Regions from separate parts of the Homo sapiens genome. Here region 2 is linked to region 1. A link is a loop called in an ENCODE intact Hi-C map of the cell type or tissue named here. Cell type or tissue: PC-3. All regions are shown on one strand. Links, peaks and the distances in the headings refer to the core of each region. The heading gives the core; the rest is flanking DNA. Region 1 has its middle 100 kb from the start of TRIL. Region 2 overlaps CREB5 (cAMP responsive element binding protein 5).

Region 1 (2,920 bases), core at 288-2,787:
TCACTACTCCTGCGACCTCCTACACCATGGTTTGCTATATTATGGCAGGCCACAGACTGCATAGTATGGATTACGATTTTTGCAAAATTTGACATTAATCTCCTCCCTGTCCATTACCTAACCACTGAGACAGTGCCGCATATTTCAAGTTTGAGTTTTTTTTGACATGGCAGCATCCCTGGATTAGGTGATCTCCAAGATCTCTTCAAACCATAGTGTTCTGTGATTCTAAAATGATGCATTTGGCTTCTCCCACAGTAGAATCCTGTTGCTCAAACAATATTGTTGAAAGTGTGTGAATTATACCCATACAGAAATCAGTACTCAGAGTAAATATCGATGTGTATTTTCCTCCTTTGCTTGCTTTAAAAGAGCAGAAGGAGATAAAAGAGGCAGCAGTGTAAAACACATGAAAGCCTAAAATGAGATAAATCACACATGCTGTTACCACCTCTGGATAACCACTGCTAAATTTGATGTATGTGCTTCCAGTGTTTGTTCTAAGCATGGCTATATAAAGGTATATACATATATTTTTTAATTAACATGGAATTAAATTATTCACCCTATAAAAAGCAGTAGTATAACTTTGGTTGTTAAGTCTTCCATATTTTTGGTGTAATGGTACTGTGTTGATCCAGTAAAAGAAGAAAGACATTCAGGGAAAAAGCTATCTGGTGTGAGAAGGCAGGGAGGAACAGAAGCTAAGGAGGATTGGGGAGGAGTAATTTCTATGGCCAAAGAGGGTGTGGTGGGCACAGGCAAGAGTGATTCCACCTTTCTGAGTCTCTGGCAGCCGTACAGGAAGGAGTTAATGGCAAGTGTCAGCAAATGACCCCAAACAGAAGCAGGGTTGACAGCTAAAGCCTCAGGTCTTAGCACTAGGAAGGTCAGGCTTCAGCCACTTTCTTCAAGAGTATTTGAAATTCTCATCATCCTGGGCTTTGTAAGAGAGACAGTCTAGTTAGGGCACGGGATCATGGTCACGGTGGGAACCGGTGGGGCTTTAGGAAAAGCAGGGCCCAGGGGCTATTTGTCTTCACAGCCAAAGTTCTCAGAATGCTGGGTGAGGAAGGCAGTTGTGCCTCTCCAGGGGCAGTCAAGGTAGATTAAGGAGACTGACTCAGCAGAAAAAAAATTAGAAAAGATCTTTTTGAATCCTTCCTCTACCAATAATGAGCTATTTGACAACTTCGGGCAAGTTACCTGATTGCTATGATTGTTACTTTCTTCATCTGTAAAATAGAAATAATAAAAATACTGAGGTTGTGGTGTGAAATCAAGATGGCGAACATAACTAGCGTGCCTGTGATGGTTAATACTGAGTGTCAACTTGACTGGATTGAAGGATACAAAGTATTGATCCTGGGTGTGTCTGTGAAGCTGTTGCCAAAGAAGATTGACATTTGAGTCAGTGGGCTGGGAAAGGCAGACCCACCCTTAATCTGGGTGGGCACAATCTAATCAGCTGCCAGCACAGCTAGAATATAAGCAGGCAGAAAAATGTGAAAAGAGAGATTGGCCTATTCTCCCAGCCTACGTCTTTCTCCTGTGGTGGATGCTTCCTGCCCTTGAACATCGGACTTCAAGTTCTTCAGCGTTGGGACTCAGACTGGCTCTCCTTGCTCTTCAGCCTGCAGACAGCCTATTGTGGGACCTTGTGATCGTGTGAGTTAATACTCAATAAACTCATATATTGCATTCTAATGTGGTGAAGAATGGTTCTTAGGAACAGTGAATGACTGTGAATTTATTCACTCATGCAGTTTTTCAACAAATGTTTACTCAGTCCTTTTGTGTGCCAAGTAATCTGGCAAGTTCTGGCATTCAGTGATGAGCAAGAGAGAAAGTTTTCTTGAGGAGCTGGTGGCCAAGTGCAAGAGCTTAGGCAAGAAAATCAGCTACACATTTGGGCAGCAGTACCTTCAATGAAAGATGGATCACATAGGGATCTCACCTATTTTTATCATGGAGAATTTCTTTTAAAAAGATGTACTGAGCACTTTGGGAGGCAGAGACAGGAGGATTGCTTGAGCCCAGGAGTTTGAGACCAGCCTGGGCAATATAGTGAGACCTCATCTCTACAAAAAAAGAAAAAATAAAAATTAGCCAAGTATGGTGGCAAGCACCTGCAGTCCCAGCTACTTGAGAGGCTGAGGTGAGAGGATTGTTTGAGCCAGGGAGGTTGAGGCTGAAGTGAGCCATGATCACACCACTGCACTCCAGCCTGGGCAACAGAGCAAGACCCTATCTTAGAAAAAAAAAGATGTACTGAAATTAATACCATAAAATTTTGTTCAGTTTGGGTGGTAGGTATGTGAGTATTTGTTATTTTGTTATATTTACGTATGTTTGAAATATCTTATTAAATAAGAAAATGCTACATTGTGCCAAGAGCAATGGTAGGGATTAACTTAGGATATGAAAGGAACAAAGATAAATCCACCTGCCAGCTAGCCCAGAAAGAGTGTGGGAAGCAGTGGAGAGAGTCAAAGAAAGCTTTCAAGAAACCACTGACACTTTAAAAAATGTCTTTAGTTTTAATTGACAAAGACGAATTGTATATATTCGTACAATGGGGTATAATGTGATGCTATGATACATGTATATATCATGAAATGATTAAATCAGGATGTCACTCCACATATTTATGTTTTCTTTGTGGCAAGAACATTTAAAATCTACTTCAATTTTTTAGCAATTTTGAAATGTGCAATACATTATTGTGAGCTATAGTCACCATGCTGTGCAATAGATCACCAGAGCTTATTTCTCCTGTCTAACTGGACTTTGTACCTTTTGACTATCATCTTCCCCTTCCTTCTCCACCCCCACACCCAGTCTCTGACAACCACCGTTCTACTTTCTACTTTTGTGAGTTCAACATTTTTAGATTGTACGTATAAGTGAGATTTTGCAG
Region 2 (2,920 bases), core at 308-2,807, 130 kb after region 1:
ATTTAGTTGATGAGGTCTAGAGAGTTTAATAGGCATAAGCAAAGAGGTGGTGGGGCCTGAGCTACTAATTTGAGCCTAATCTTACTTTATACAACTGAGCTTTATTTTTATAAAGGCATGCTTTTATTCAGAATAAGTTACCATGGGAACGCCAGGGATAGCATGATATAATAGAAACAGGACAAAAATCAAAGAAAACCTGGGCTCAGGTCCTGGTTATACCACTGAGTGATCCTGGAAAAGTCACTTAACCTCTCTGTGTCTATAAAACAAGCATAGTAACTTTCCCTGTTGATCCTACAGGGTTGCTATGAAGCCCCAACAATATGATGTACATGGAAGCAGTTTGCAATTTGTAAAGTGCTCTACTAATGTAAACTCACAGGATAACAATCCCTACTGCTGGCTAAACATTACAATTAAGGGCTAGAACCAGGAGCCCAGTGCTTGGGTTCACATCCCAGACCATATTTTACCAACTGCATGCTCTACAACATACCCAACCTTTCAGTTTATTCACTCGTAAAATAAGATTAAGGACACTATCTGGGCCAAGCGTGGTGGCTCATGCCTGTAATCCTAGCAGTCTGGGAGGTTGAAGTGTGAGGATTGCTTGAACCCAGGAGTTCCAAGATGAGCCTAAGCAACATAGGGAGACTCTGTCTCAAAAAAAAAAAAATTATCTGGGTGTGGTGGCGCATCTGCAGTCCTAGTTACTAGCTGCACCACCTAGTACGTGGGAGGATTACTTGAGCCTGCAAGTTTGAGGCTGCAGTGAGCCATGGTCCCTCCACTGCACTTTAGTCTGGTTGATAGAGCAGGATGTCTCAAAAAACAAAAAAAGAAAGAAAAAAGAATATCTACCTCATCAAATTGTTCTAAAAATTGAGAATATATTGCAAGATGCTTAACATAGCTCCTACCACATACATAAGTGCTTGATTCAGGCTGGCAATAACTACTCTCTACCACGGTGTTTTAAGAAGGAAAATCGCTTTTAAGGTGAGACACAGCATACATACAAGTGAGACTGTAGATTGCTATTGTTGCTGCTGTTGTCATGGAATCTTATGTAATTCCTATTCATCTGCATGGTGGACAGTGGTTTTCACAGCAATGAGGGAGGAGCATTCTGAGAAACGTGGTCATCTTACTTCAGCCCATCATCATCATGTTTTGATCACAGGCTACAGGGTCACATGGCTGCTGGCATGATTCAAAAGTTGATGAGAGCTTCTTTAAAGTCAATAGCACTTCTTTCCTAGTCACAAAGCTTCTGAGAAGCAGACAGCCTATTCATTCATTGCTTTTTATTCCTGGACTTTTAGGAAGTGAAGCTGGGGATGATTAAAGCAAATAGGCAAATCGAAGAACTGCATTTTTCAGGAGTGCCAGAGAGATGTTACCTGGAGACTGTCTTTTCATGTGTATAAGCTTTCCAGGCAACTCCATCTGGAGCCAGGCTCCTCTGTGATTTATCTGTTGGACAGTGGGTGGCCAAGGGGCACCGTAGGCAAACAGTTATCCAGCTCGATAATTAGGGAGGGGAAAGGCAAACACAAACACACCCAGGTTGACATTCAAAACGAAGTGGATATGCAACCACGGATTGCTCACCATACCTCCCTAGTTCTTGTCTGCCAGGCTGTGCGGAGGAAACCACGAGCCGACAGAAGCACTGTTAGTAATGTGTCAGTGCAGCTGACAGAGAAATCACAATTCTAGGTAGAAATGTGAAGGCCCAAGCTCAGGGTCCAGTTTTGTGTTTAAAATATGGCTTTATCTCCCTAAATCTTTAGTGGGCCTCGGTGTCCTCACTTGTGAAAAGAAGGAATTGGAGAAGGTTCTAACTAAGTAGTCTCCATTTCTAAGATGCCTTGTCTTTCTCATCCTTTTAGCTTCTTTCATTGATTCATTAATGCATGTACTTAGGTATCTATTCAATAAATTGCAAACCTAACTATAGACGAGGTATTGACAATAAATGATCAAAATACAGCATGACCAGTCCAACACAATGGAAGAAATAGCATTTAGTACTGATGCTCAACTCCAAGGAGGACAAAGACATTCCAACTTCTATTTTCAAAGGAACAGACATACTGCTTTTCTCTCCAGGAAAAAAAAAATGACAGATTTAGGTATTTTTCAAAGAAATCAAATGAAGTCAACTACTCTTGATAGGCTGATTACTTAGCTTAGAATTCATCTGGATTTATCCCACTTCACCCCACCTTCATCAGCATTGCTAGGGTTTGTTCCTTCCCATTATTTTAATTCAACTCAACTCAAACTCAAATTCATTTCTCATTCATGGGGCCTTTCTCAGTACAAGGAGCTTGCACGATGCAAAGATCATCTTCAAGGAGTTTTCAATCAATCGAGAGAGACACACGTGTAAAATAAGAAAAGTCAAGACAAGAATGTGTTTGGATAAAGAACAGTGAAGCTGTACCAGTTAGTGAGGCTACAGAGTCCTGTTTAAACCAAGCAGGAATGCTGCTAACCACTCTACATCTTTTCCAGGTTATTTGGAGGTATAAACTATCCTTGCCATCCTTGTCTCCCATTTTTATGTAAATATAAATTAACCCAAGGGAATCTGATTTAATCTGCTGGTTACTGACATCTATCTGGTAGCCATATGATATTTTTATCCAAAGGATCAATGTTGTGATCAAAAGCTTTGTTACTGGAGTCTGAAACTTTAGTCTTTGCTAAGTGTTGTGTCACTGGGCCAGTTTTATTAACCGTTTGTAGCCTCAGTTGCCTCAGCTGTAAAGTGGGGACAATAGGCCAGGCATGGCGGCTCATGCCTATAATCCCAACACTTTGGGAGACTGAGGCAGGAAGATCTCCTGAGGCTAGGAATTTGAGACCAGTCTGGCCAACATAGTGAGATCCTGTCTCGACAAAAATA

Evidence for each region. Peaks named below come from ENCODE experiments on the same cell type or tissue, not always from the same donor. Only the 100,000 strongest peaks of a DNase experiment are listed, where the experiment ranks them.
Region 2: it touches region 1 in a loop (7-fold over the local background); 3 of 110 quality-filtered maps call a loop at or near these places.

The regions. Positions count from the first base shown.
Region 1 is chr7:28,857,296-28,860,215 of GRCh38, reverse strand. No RefSeq gene overlaps it. Among named protein-coding and RNA genes, the nearest start is that of TRIL, 100 kb to the left of the region's middle. In PC-3, for the core only: no CTCF peak of the experiment used is centred there; a DNase peak (open chromatin) is centred at 1,775; H3K27ac peaks cover 1,237 bases.
Region 2 is chr7:28,728,114-28,731,033 of GRCh38, reverse strand. The region is part of intron 7 of CREB5 (cAMP responsive element binding protein 5); the gene reads right to left. Among named protein-coding and RNA genes, the nearest start is that of TRIL, 230 kb to the left of the region's middle. In PC-3, for the core only: no CTCF peak of the experiment used is centred there; a DNase peak (open chromatin) is centred at 1,573; H3K4me3 peaks cover 340 bases; H3K27ac peaks cover 1,129 bases.